Regions from separate parts of the Homo sapiens genome. Here region 2 is linked to region 1. Evidence: chromatin contacts called from ENCODE Hi-C data. All regions are on one chromosome and are shown on one strand. Each heading gives the region's core, a stretch centred on a gene start or an enhancer-like site at or near the end of the contact. The rest is flanking DNA. Distances are from core to core; before and after follow the strand shown. Region 1 holds the start of BRIP1 (BRCA1 interacting DNA helicase 1). Region 2 holds the start of MAP2K6 (mitogen-activated protein kinase kinase 6).

Region 1 (5,790 bases), core at 2,856-5,355:
TCCTGATGTACAGCTCTGTCACTGTATTGAAAGAACAGTAATTGAAATAATAAATATGAGTGTTAGTGGAATTTAAAACAAAATTTAAAACAACAAAAAGTTGTTTGCTGCATATACCCAACATGAATCTGCATATTAGTAACAACTCTAAACTGAATGGGAACAGTAAAGTATTGTCTTGGAATCACTAAAACAATTCAATTCAACATGAGTATAGTTTAGAACTTTATGAGAATTATGCTTGCTTGTTTCTGATTGGCACATCTTTGGATCTACTTTGCTGATATGTTTCTATTGTAGCAGCTGAGCTTTTTTTTTTTCCACTGGGAACACATGTAAGAAACTCATTATTGGAAAGGGAATTTGGCCTTGTATTTAGCTTTTGAAGTGAAGACTGCCATGCCTTTAATTTCTTATAAAAATGAGTCTGTGGGTAGCCCTAGTGTTTATTTTAACTGTGAGCTTGTAACAGAATGTGACAAAGATGCAAAGATGGGAGAGGAAAAAAGGGTAAAGGGAAAGGAGAATTAAGGAAATAATAGGAGTTAAAAACACAAGTAGAAATCTCAAAGATTTGCAGTGCAAGTAATAGTAATGCAAGTTGGAATTCTAGTTCTCAAGAAAGAGTATTGAGAAGACTTTTAAAAAGGCAAGTAGCTTTTGTAAATGATTTCTGTGGAAATACAGATGAGGATTTAAAGATTTCACATATTTGCTTCAATTTTTATTAATATATGAAGCCATATGTTTAAAGAGATACTTGAATAATTTGGAATTTTAAGATACTGGTGTAAAAGTGTTTACAGAAACATCTTTGTTCAAAGAAGAACCTGAGAGATCTCATTTAGTTTTATGTTTTAAATTTATTTTTATAATGCTTTATTAACTTACCTAATGCTCAGAGGGGGGAAATATGTATCAAATTAAATGAAGGTAGAGCAATAAAACCCACTGGATTAAAGAGCTCTTGGTTTGTCATCAGGATTATAATTCATATCTTACTTTGAGAAGATCTTTGAGTAAGAAAATGCAGTGTTTGAACCTGAGGAAAAGTTAAAGTGTAGAAAATATTGTCTTGCCGAAGGATTTTGCAGTCCTCTGTCAGTAACTTCCATTGATTAGGCAGACATATTCAGGTAAACCCTAATCATTAAAAAAAAATTATCAATGTAGAAAGTAATTCCCTTTTTTCTCTCTGAGATATACCTCAATCACACACTTCCCCACCCCCACTTGAAACAGACCTCTTCACTTGTGTTTTTTTTTTTTTTTTCCTGAGGTGGAGTCTTCCCCTGTTGCCCAGGCTGGAGTGCAGTGGGATGATCTTGGCTCACTGCAACTTCTGCCACCTGGGTTCAAGGGATTCTCGTGCCTCAACCTCCTGAGTAGCTGGGACTGCAGGCACGCGCCACCTGTATTTTTGTATTTTTAGTAAAGACGGGGGTTTGCCATGTTGCCCAGACTGGTTTTGAACTCCTGGCCTCAGGTGATCTGCCCACCTTGGCCTCCCAAAGTGCTGGGATTACAGGTGTGAGCCACCGCACCTGGCCAGACCGCTTCACTTGTAAAAGAAATTAGGCTAATAAGAAGGTGTAGTTTTTGAGAAATGAAATTTAACTTTAGCCTTTTCACTAGTAAATAGTCACATCTCATTTTCTTCCTTTGTAAAATGGGGTTACTACTGGCCCTACCTCATATTCTATGAGAATGAGTTTGTAGCTGTTTCAAATCATGAAGTGCATAGTATCACATGTGATAGAATATTTATAACTTTTTATTAGATGCTTAATGTTCAATTAAGTAATTTTGATGTGAAAAATAAAAGTAATAAAAGTATCTTAAAAATAGCATAAGAATTTTCATATTTTTAAACAAGGCAGTTTTGTAGTCCCTTAAGATTAAATACAACTGCTCCTTTTTTTTTTAAACTGAGGCCTTGCGATATTTTGTGTGAATAGATATGCCCTAGGAGTTCAGAAAAAGTTAAAAGTATGTTTTCTAATTAAATGCAGTGCACATTCCTGGATCAATATTCAAAGACTGGTCATAACCTGCTGTGTTAAAATAATCACATATGCTCTTTTTCATCAGATTTGTTGATGATGTAAATAAAATGTGTAAATATATTAGTAAATGTTAATATTCATGTATTTTAAGTTAAGGTTATAAAATTTGTCACAATGTGTTTTTTTATTCAAGTGAAAACAGATGTGTGCAGCTATTTTGAATATTGGTTTATAAACATTCATATTCTTTATCAAACGAACCTGTAGTTTTTGTGTTTCATTCCACTAGAGTTAACCTGAAGGGAACGGTTCAAGGGACTGTATTCGAGGTCTGTATGGCTCCAGGGCCTACGTGTATCCCTTTCTGTTATGCCACATACATTAAATGGCAATGCAAGGTGAGAGCCAGTTGAAACTCTTAGTAATTTAGGAGAGGAAAATGAGAGTAGTTATACTAGAGCAGTTACTCAAAAGAGTTGATTTTTTTTTTTTTTGAGACGGAGTCTCGCTCTGTCTCCCAGGCTGGAGTGCAGTGGCGCCATCTCGGCTCACTGCAAGCTCCGCCTCCTGGGTTCACGCCATTCTCCTGCCTCAGTCTCCCGAGTAGCTGGGACTACAGGCGCCCGCCACCACGCCCGGCTAATTTTTTGTATTTTTAGTAGAGACGGGGTTTCACCGTGTTAGCCAGGATGGTCTTGGTCTCCTGACCTGGTGATCCGCCTGCCTCGGCCTCCCAAAGTGCTGGGATTACAGGCGTGAGCCACTGCGCCCGGCCAAGAGTTGATGTTTTAAAAATTATAAAAGAGAAATGACAATTTGAAGGTATTTTTAAGGATTTATTTTTAAACATTATCCTTCCTTTCATTGTCTTAACAGTAAATTACTTCATCTTTGCTCATTCATATGTATTTTCACATTACTGAATCCCTAACACCCAGTTTGGGGTTTGCTTTGCCTTTTTTCACTTAACCTTATATGGGATTTTTTCTTGCAAGTTTAATTTTTATAAGTTTATTGGCTTCATAATGTATTGAATTCATCTGTCATAACCACCTCCATATTACTAGACTGGGAAGTTCATAATTTTTTTCAGTATTACCAATAGATATTATTGTCAATTGCGGTATCACATTTTCTTTCGTTTAGATTACGTCTTTAGGATAAATATCTGGAGCTCAGATTACTAGGTCAAAGGGTAGAGTTTATTTTTATGACTACAAGTTTTGTCATTTTTGGTAAGATATATCACAATTGACAATGAGGCAAACAAATCAACTAGCCCCCTCCTGCTCTTTCTTCCCAGCAAACTCCTTCCCCAAACTAGTTACTTGAATTTGAGAAACAGTATGAGGTTTTGCCTTTTGGAGACATTATTATTTGAGCCAAGTTTAGGTTATACAGATTTTTTAAAAAAATAACATGATTTGGCAAGATCATGATGAACCTCCTTTTCTTTGAGTAAATTAAAGTACTACTGGCAAATAATAAACTGGTCTTAGGAGGGATGGAAGGCGGATAAGCCTTAATGGAAGTAGAAGTGATCTGATACTGGAGACCCTGAGAGCTTGTCTCTGGCTTATTTTAGCATCCGGGAAAGCCTTGAATATTATGAAAGATAGATTGTAGCCCGATGTCACAGAGCCTTCTTACTTAAGTTTGGCTCAGCAGTCTGGCAATTCCCGCCTGAGTCTTCGCTATCCTGGCTACTGCAAAGCTGGGTAATTTAAATTGAGTGGCACTGATAAATGCTCAAAGAACTTGGCAAAGCTTAAAGATACTTCCTTTCCGCTGGTCTACGGACGTGAAGAATGAGACTTCCAGTTTCCAAGGAATTTGCTGCATAGACTCTATCGCCGGTTTCAAAAGTCAAACTGAGACGACTTTCTACTTTAAACAAACACTAGGGATTTGCTGGAGTGGCGACAACCTTCCGCCGCGTACCTTGAGCCCTTGTTTTTTTTTTTTTTTTTCGGAGACTTCCATTGGATGCCGAAGTTCTCGCCCCCTCACCTCGCACCGGGACTGGTTGATTCCTGGCCTTGGCGGGTGATTGGTCGAGCTCGCTGGGCTATTGGGCGCTGGGAGTCGAGGGGGCGGGAGGCGGGAATTCGTCTCGGGTTGTGTGGTTGAGGGGTCTGGTGGGTCGAGGAAAGGTAACGGCGGCCCCAGTCCTGCACACAAGGCCGGGGAAGTAGCAGCACCCCCAGGAAGAGGGAGGAGGAAGGGCTCGTGCCCTTTCTTCTCTTCCAGGGCTCCGCTTTATTTGCTCTCAGAAGTCGGTTTCCTTTCCTTTTCTTCAGTGAATCGGAGCTCAGAGCGTTGCTTCGGTTTCCCTCCAGACAGGCAAGTCGGAGGGAAGTCCACGGAAAGGGCTTGAGTTCTTCTGCACAGCCTGCGGGCCCATGGGTGGTGACTGGATCACCAGGGTCTCGGGGATCTCAACTGGCTGGGGGAGGAGGGAGATACGGGGCAGAAAACCTGAGGAGGGAGCCTATCCTTACCTCCTTTGAGCGCAGGCCTGTTCTTAGCCCGGGCGCTGCGTTAATTCTTGGCGGGAGGCAGAGGGGTGTGTTTATCCTTTATGCAATGTTTGGGGGAAGCTACCCCATTTTGACACTATTGTTGCCACAGCCGGGGTACAGGACGGGCTGATTTCTAGATTATATCTGAGTAACTAGGCCAGCGTTGAGTTGTTGATTCATATTAAGAGGTTAGATTCCACCATACCTCATTCTCAGAGCTTTACAGATAGAATCGCAAAATGTTAGAGCTGGAAAATACCCTAGAATAATGGTTCTTCTTTTGGAGCACACAAGCAGTGGTGAATGTTATTATTGGCTTCATAATCTATTGAATTGCTATTTTAACCATCTCTTCGTCCCCAGGTTGAATTTACAATTTTTTCCCACGACTGCAAATAATTCCTTATTTAATAACAGTGCATGTAATTTCCCCCGCTATTTTGATTTCCTTGAGATATATTTACGGGAAGAGAAATCTATGGACTTTTTCTTCAGAAAAATGCAATCATGTACAGAAACTTATGCTTGCAATTTCAAGAGGTCATTGTCTCTGAATTACATCCGTGGATCCTAGGTTAAGAAAAGTGGTTTAGAAGAGGTGAGGATTAAAGTGATCCTCATCTGTATCAGATCCTGGGTTAGGTACATTCTGCCCTGGCTAATTTTCATAAAAACCCTGTCAGGTAAGTAGTAGTATTTCAATTCCATATATGGAGAAACAAGCTCTGAGAAGTTAAGTGATTCACACAGTGGAATTCAAACTTAGGATTGCCTTACTCCAAAGCCCATCCTGTTTCTATAATACTCTACTGATCTTCAAATAACATTTTTGAGTGCCTACTATGTGCCAAGGCATTCTCTTTCTTATAACAGCCTTTAAATTAAATTAGGGGTTATCACAGGTAAGGATCTTAGACTAGAGAAGTAAAAAGATATGTCAAAGATAACATACCTGAGTCAAAGATAACATACCAGGCAGTATACCAAAACCTGGTATAGAACCTATGCTTCCTGACTTCTGGTCAACAGCTTTTTTCTTCTAACTGGAGGACTGCAGAAAGGGGTAACACAAAGGGGAAGAACTGGAGAAAGAGTGATGCTACGGAGTTGTAGAGAGAGAGGCCTCAGGAACTTATTTGTTTCTGTAGGTTGATTACATCTGATCTAACTGTTACAAGAGCTCATGTTTAATCTGGTATGTACTTTATCATATTTGCACATTATTTCACTTAATCATTACCACAATCCTATGGGGTACATGC
Region 2 (5,790 bases), core at 2,357-4,856, 7.6 Mb before region 1:
AAATTTACCAACCAGAGACCCCTGAAGCCCCCTACAGTTAACAGGCCGCATGCTCTAAAGAACTGAATGCAATGCTAATACAAAGCAAGCTCAGGAAACCCAAGCTACCTATTCTGATTTTGTGTCCTGAGATGTACGGGGTTATAAAACATACTGGCTCAGATTACAGGCTAAGCATGACAAGTCCGTCTGGTACAACCTAACAAAGGAATTTATAGAGAACAAGAAATTTACACATTTCATTTCCCAAGGGTGGAATGAATTACAGAAGCAAAGAACCCCAGTAGAGTTAAGACCTTTCCTACCACTCTGCTATATGCTTCTGAATTGTGCCTCATAGGCATTTCTTACATGATTTACTTATTGCTCTCTAAAACTAAAATAAACTAATATTTTTTAAAGGTGAATAGGAGGAGAAGTGAGAAAAGTGTATTTTAACAGGGTCAAACTTTTTGTGTATTTTCAGGTGAACTGGGGGATGCCAGATCTCCCTACCTCCCTCTTTCTCTCCCTCCCTCCGGAGATCATTATGGCTGATAACAATAGTTTTTCTCTCCCGGGTAGTGTAGATGACACATTTTTCCTGTAGCTTGTCTTCCTGTAGTGTGCAGGAATTCCTGCACTTTCTGGGTGCCCTTCCTGTTAACTTACATTTCAGATTTCCTCAAAAGGCATTCTACTGCTTTAATATTTGAAAAATGTCAACTCAACCCCAGACAGCTAATATAAACAAGCTGAAAAGCATACCACCTAAAGTTACAACTGTGGAAAACAAAATTTCTTTTTAAGAAATTCTTTCTCGGAATCTCACTGTTGGTAAGGCTGTAGAGCAGTAACCCAGTCCTTCCAGCTTCCAGAGAGTCTGTAATTCCTTTGCCTCTGCTGTGCCTTAAATTAGAGGTCTGTTAAACCGAATTATAGTGATCTAGAAAGTTCGTAAAGGTCCTTGAATTGAACATATTGTTAAATTCTTCAATACTATGAGATTGTATCCACTTTTCACTTTTCCTCCCATTTCTTGGGTTAGAATATTAAAAAAGAAGTTTGGTACTGCAAAAAGTATTTTGGCCATTTGAGAATAGCGTAGCTGAATAAGGCCAATTCCACATTTAAAGTCCAGGCCAAGGCGGCTGGCTCTTTTGCCATTTCTAAAATGATCACCCACTTCTTTCTACCAATAATTTTCCTTTCGGACAAGAACCCCATGTTCATTCCAGATGTACTTTCCAAGCAGAATCCAATTAAGAAAACTCATCTGGGTAAATGGGAATTGATTTGAAGGACCACCAGTACCTGATCCATTGTAAACACATCCATAGGGAAGAGTGCAGTGCTAATATCTCCTTTGGCTTCTCAACTCAAAAACTGGCTCTACTAAGAGGGAGCCACGTTCATAGTGAGCCCAAAAATATGCAAAAAGGAGCCTGATTTAGTTTAGACCCTAAAGTCCAAAGATAAGATCACAGTAAACACCACCCTCTTCATAAACCTTCCTGACTATCCCCCAAATAGATAAATCACTTCCATTTTTAAACTCCAATAGCACCATTTCTCTTCAATACCTGTCCTATTATCTTGTATTATAATGATTTCCTTACATTCTTGTTTTCACCAACCCGAAGGAAAAACTTCATTTTAAATATTTTTGTGTGTCCCTAAATCATGTGCACACATACACACACAATACATACATATACATGCATATATATACACACATACATATGTATATACATGCATATCACAATATATTACACATATATTAAACTGAATTGAATGAATGAGCGAATGTTTACCAAATACAAAGTAACTAAATGCCATCTCTTTAATACATCAAAGCATGGACTGCCTCTTCTGAACTATTATTTCTCTACTCAATAAGGAGATTTTTAGGTTTTCCCCACTTGAGGAACATCTCCACCTGATATGTCAATTCCTAGGTTCTTCAGCACTCTTAACTTTTCAGATTTCCATTCTCCCCTAATACTCAAAGAAAAGCAGAGTGCTACTTTGAATGCTTGAGATTACTACTTCCTTCTTGGGCTGCTGAGATATATGACTCCCATCAGGTAGAATTAAAAAGCGGTGCAACAACTCCCCACACTCCCTCCCAAAAAAGTAGCAAAAAGCTTGTTAGACCCTTTAATTTCACCATGTCTTACTCAAAGAGTGCCCCGGGTAGCCTAATTCAATAGTATCTAACACCTCTCTTCATCATCCCATACTTCTCATATGGCATATGCTTTCTCTATGGTAAAGAAACAATTGTTCTGAAACAAGTGACTTGGGGTCCCAGGGGCACCTGACAGCACCTAGTCTGCTCTTTGATGTCATATCAGGAATTTTTTAAATCCCCTTCCCAGGGTGACATTAAGCCTGCAAAATACAACTGTGTTTAAAAACAAAAATTAAGAAAAGAAAATAAAAGAACATAAAGAAAACAACCATAACGTGAACTTCCAACCTATTACAGCTGACTAAATACACGCAGTTACACACTTAAAATATTTCATTATGCTTGTCAATGAAACAGTGCAGTCCCTTCACACTACTGTAATGCTTAAAAGTACAGTTTTACCCCCAATATTTTCCCCCAAGATGCAAAGCATCCCCCAAATGGGCAGACATAAAACATTAGGTCTTCACTGCTGCTTCTAAATTTTGCGAGCCAATAAGCAATTGGTGTAAAGTGCAAAATCTCAGAAGAGCAAGACTCGTCTGCTTTTTTGTGATATGCTGTTATTCACCCTTCACCTTTACTTCCTTTAAAAATCAAAAGTTACCTAATGTTCAAGGCGATATCAATGGAAATTTAGCTAAATACTGGCACCGCAACGGTCTATTTCCCCCAAAGAATATAAGATTACATTAATTTCCTAGTAGTTTAACTCAAGTTTTACCTTTCATCTTCACCTATAGAGTTTTTAAAAGTTTCTATTCCTGTTGCATACAAAATTACTTACAATATCTGTGCATAGTAAAGAATTTTACAATTATATAAAGCCTTGCACATTTAGACGCTACCAACCTGCTCTGTCTCTCCTGACTGTGCAAAAGGCAAAAAGAGCTCAGTAATCCTAGCAGAAGAATGCAAATAACGTCAATGCACAGCTGAACTGCAAGCCCTGCCTTACAGGAACTCTCTGTGTCTGCAAAAAAAGACACATACTAAACAGGAAATGCAACTGAGCTGTGGAAAACCTCAAACTTAAAAATGCACTCGCCAGGCGAAAATTGCATCCATGCATTCATAAATGCATGCACAACCCTTTGCATTTTTGCAACTAATGCAAACAGCCTCTTACCTTTCGACTGAGACATTTTCCCCTTTCCTTTGATGGGGGAGGGGAGCACAAAAGACTTTGCCTTGCTTCTCTTCTGTAGCTAGTTTTGCAACAAAGATGCAAGCTGCAGGCGTGCAATCTTCATGCAAGTGGAGTTTCTCTTGACCGATGCAGCAGATGGACTTTCAGGGAATCAAGATGGAAATGCACACCTTGCAAAACAGACTGGAAAGTGATTTTTCCCCCAGTTGCAACGTTAGGGAAGGCTGTGCTGCAGCTACATGATGGGCCAGGGCTGGCAGCTAAAAGCTCCAAACTTGGAACTGAGTATCTTAGTGCGCAGACGTCCTTCCTGCGAAGGGCGCGAAGGCCGCTGGGTAATGTAGTTCTCCGGCGGAGTCCACGGGGCTCTGATTTAAGGAAACGTGGTCGCCCCGGTCGCTGAGCGAGATAACTGGGTGCGACAAAGATTGCGTCCAGATAAACAAGTCAGACACACACTCAGTAGAGTGATGGGTGAAAAGCGGCAAGGCCAAGACGGGGCGGCAGTTTTGTTCTCGAAAAGCCTCTGAAACAACAGCTAAAGAATATTAGGTTAGCTAAAGAGCTTTTGGCTTGTCGAGAAGGTCTGTTTGGGAGTTTAGTGTGTTGATTTTGCAGCTCAGCACCTGTTGTGCTGTTCTTGCCTGTAGACGTTTTACCCTCACACCTCCGTTTTTTGTTTGTTTGGGGGTTTTTTTGTTGTTGTTGTTGTTGTTTTTTTCCCGAGAGGGAGTCTCGCTCTGTCGCCCAGGCTGGAGTGCAGTGGCGCGATCTCTGCTCACTGCAACCTCCGCCTCCCGGGTTCAAGCAATTCTCCTGCCTTAGCCTCCCAAGTAGCTGGGATTACAGGTATGCGCCACCACGCCCGGCTAATTTTTAGTAGAGACGGGGTGTCAACATTTAGCCAGGCTGGTCTCGAACTCCTGACCTTATGATCCGCCCACCTCGGCCTCCCAAAGTGCTGGGATTACAGGCGTGAGCCACCGCGCCCGGCCACACCTCCATTTTTAAAAACATTTTTTCTAGTAAGAAAAATGTATGGATGATTGGGTTGGCTGGAGGTAAGGTTACCTTTGCTCTGTGGAGAAGATGCAAAGTTTTATTTTGTCAGAAACAATCCAGGTCAGTTATTTCCAAGGAACCCGAAACTCAGTAGGGGGTAGGTGTGGGGAAGAAGATTGGAGGCTTCTCATTTCTCACAGGGTTACAGAGGAAGTTCTGCTTTTTATACATCAACGCTAACTTTATCAAAATTAAGGTATCTAGATGATTTTTTCTCACCTGGGAGGAGAGTCCCTGGCCTAGGGGGAAAGTGGGTGGAAAATGAATACAGTCGAATATCTTGAATTTATTCATTAAAATTAAAAGATACTTGTTGAGTGTCCAGGATGTGCCAGGCGCCTTTCTAGGGCCCTGGGATGTTCATTCATTCTGTACCGCTCACACATAGTGGGTACACAGCACCCTGATGGAGAACGGCATCACCTTTTTCACAAGGAAGCCAGAGATGCTTAGCACAATTCACTGCAAGGAATGGAGAGGAGTGAGCAGGGCATGGGCAAAAATGAGCTCGGACTTATACTTCATGGAGCAGACAGACTCAGAAATGTTCTTTTAAGACAGAGGGAGGAATTGAGGAATTCAAGGAGGTGTGGACAAAGCACTGTGGCAGAAATAAGGACAACCTTACTCAGAAGCTGCCAAGGAGACCTTGTTGCCTTGTGTGCAGGAGTGGTGAGGGCGGGGGAGATTTACAGGTGAGGACTCCACAGGGCCTTAAAAGGTGGGCTAGAGGTTTGGACTTTATTCTGCAGGTACTTGCGGGGAGGTGAAAGGGTCTTGCAAAGGGGCGTAACTTAATCCAAGCATTGTTTTAAGAAAGTAAATTTGCCCTCAGCAATCAAGGTGGGTTGGAACTGGGAGAGGCTAGAGATAGGTTAGGTCAGTAGTGAAAGGCAAAAAGAGGCACTTTGAAAGAAGATTCAGCTAGATTTGATGATTACTAATGAAAACTATTGGAATTGTATTTAGGATGCTGGAAGCCAGGACCATCTGCATAAGGGATGCATTAGAGGGAAGGAAGCCGTCTTATTTCAGCTGCAAACCAGCAAATCAAATCTTAAATATGCAATAGGTTGTGAGACTAACATTAATTTACTTAAGTTGGTCCCCTTTACTGACATTCTTGACAATTAGTGAAGGCAATCTAATCTCCATATTAGCTTCTGCCCCTAAGAGGAAGGCATTGCTGGTCTGTGAACACAGGTGCAAGGACTTTCTAACTCTTTTATTGTCCTTCTAGGCTAATCCATGTTGTCCCTTCCCTCCTATCGTATACACACAAGCTCAGCACCCCCTCAAACCAGCATGGTTTCCTAAGTCTCATTTAACCAGGAGACACGTGTGAAAATCTAGTTCACTTTCCCAAACACTGATGGAGCCAGGCCCTGGGATAGCTGCTGGAGCT

Evidence for each region. A loop is a pair of places that touch in the nucleus more often than their neighbours do. Pooled maps may share reads with other maps.
Region 2: a loop to region 1 is called in a pooled map, with 7 times the contacts of the local background. The contact joins the promoter of MAP2K6 here to the promoter of BRIP1 in region 1. A Hi-C loop is called at or near these places in 3 of 50 pooled maps.

Annotation. Positions count from the first base shown.
Region 1 is chr17:61,861,843-61,867,632 of GRCh38, reverse strand. It overlaps BRIP1 (BRCA1 interacting DNA helicase 1), which reads left to right and starts at 4,105. Exons shown (of 20, transcript NM_032043.3): 1 at 4,105-4,349. It overlaps INTS2 (integrator complex subunit 2), which reads left to right. Exons shown (of 25, transcript NM_001351695.2): 25 at 1-2,266. The coding sequence ends at 76.
Region 2 is chr17:69,412,513-69,418,302 of GRCh38, reverse strand. MAP2K6 (mitogen-activated protein kinase kinase 6) reads right to left here and starts at 3,606. Exons shown (of 12, transcript NM_002758.4): 1 at 3,303-3,606. The coding sequence starts at 3,318.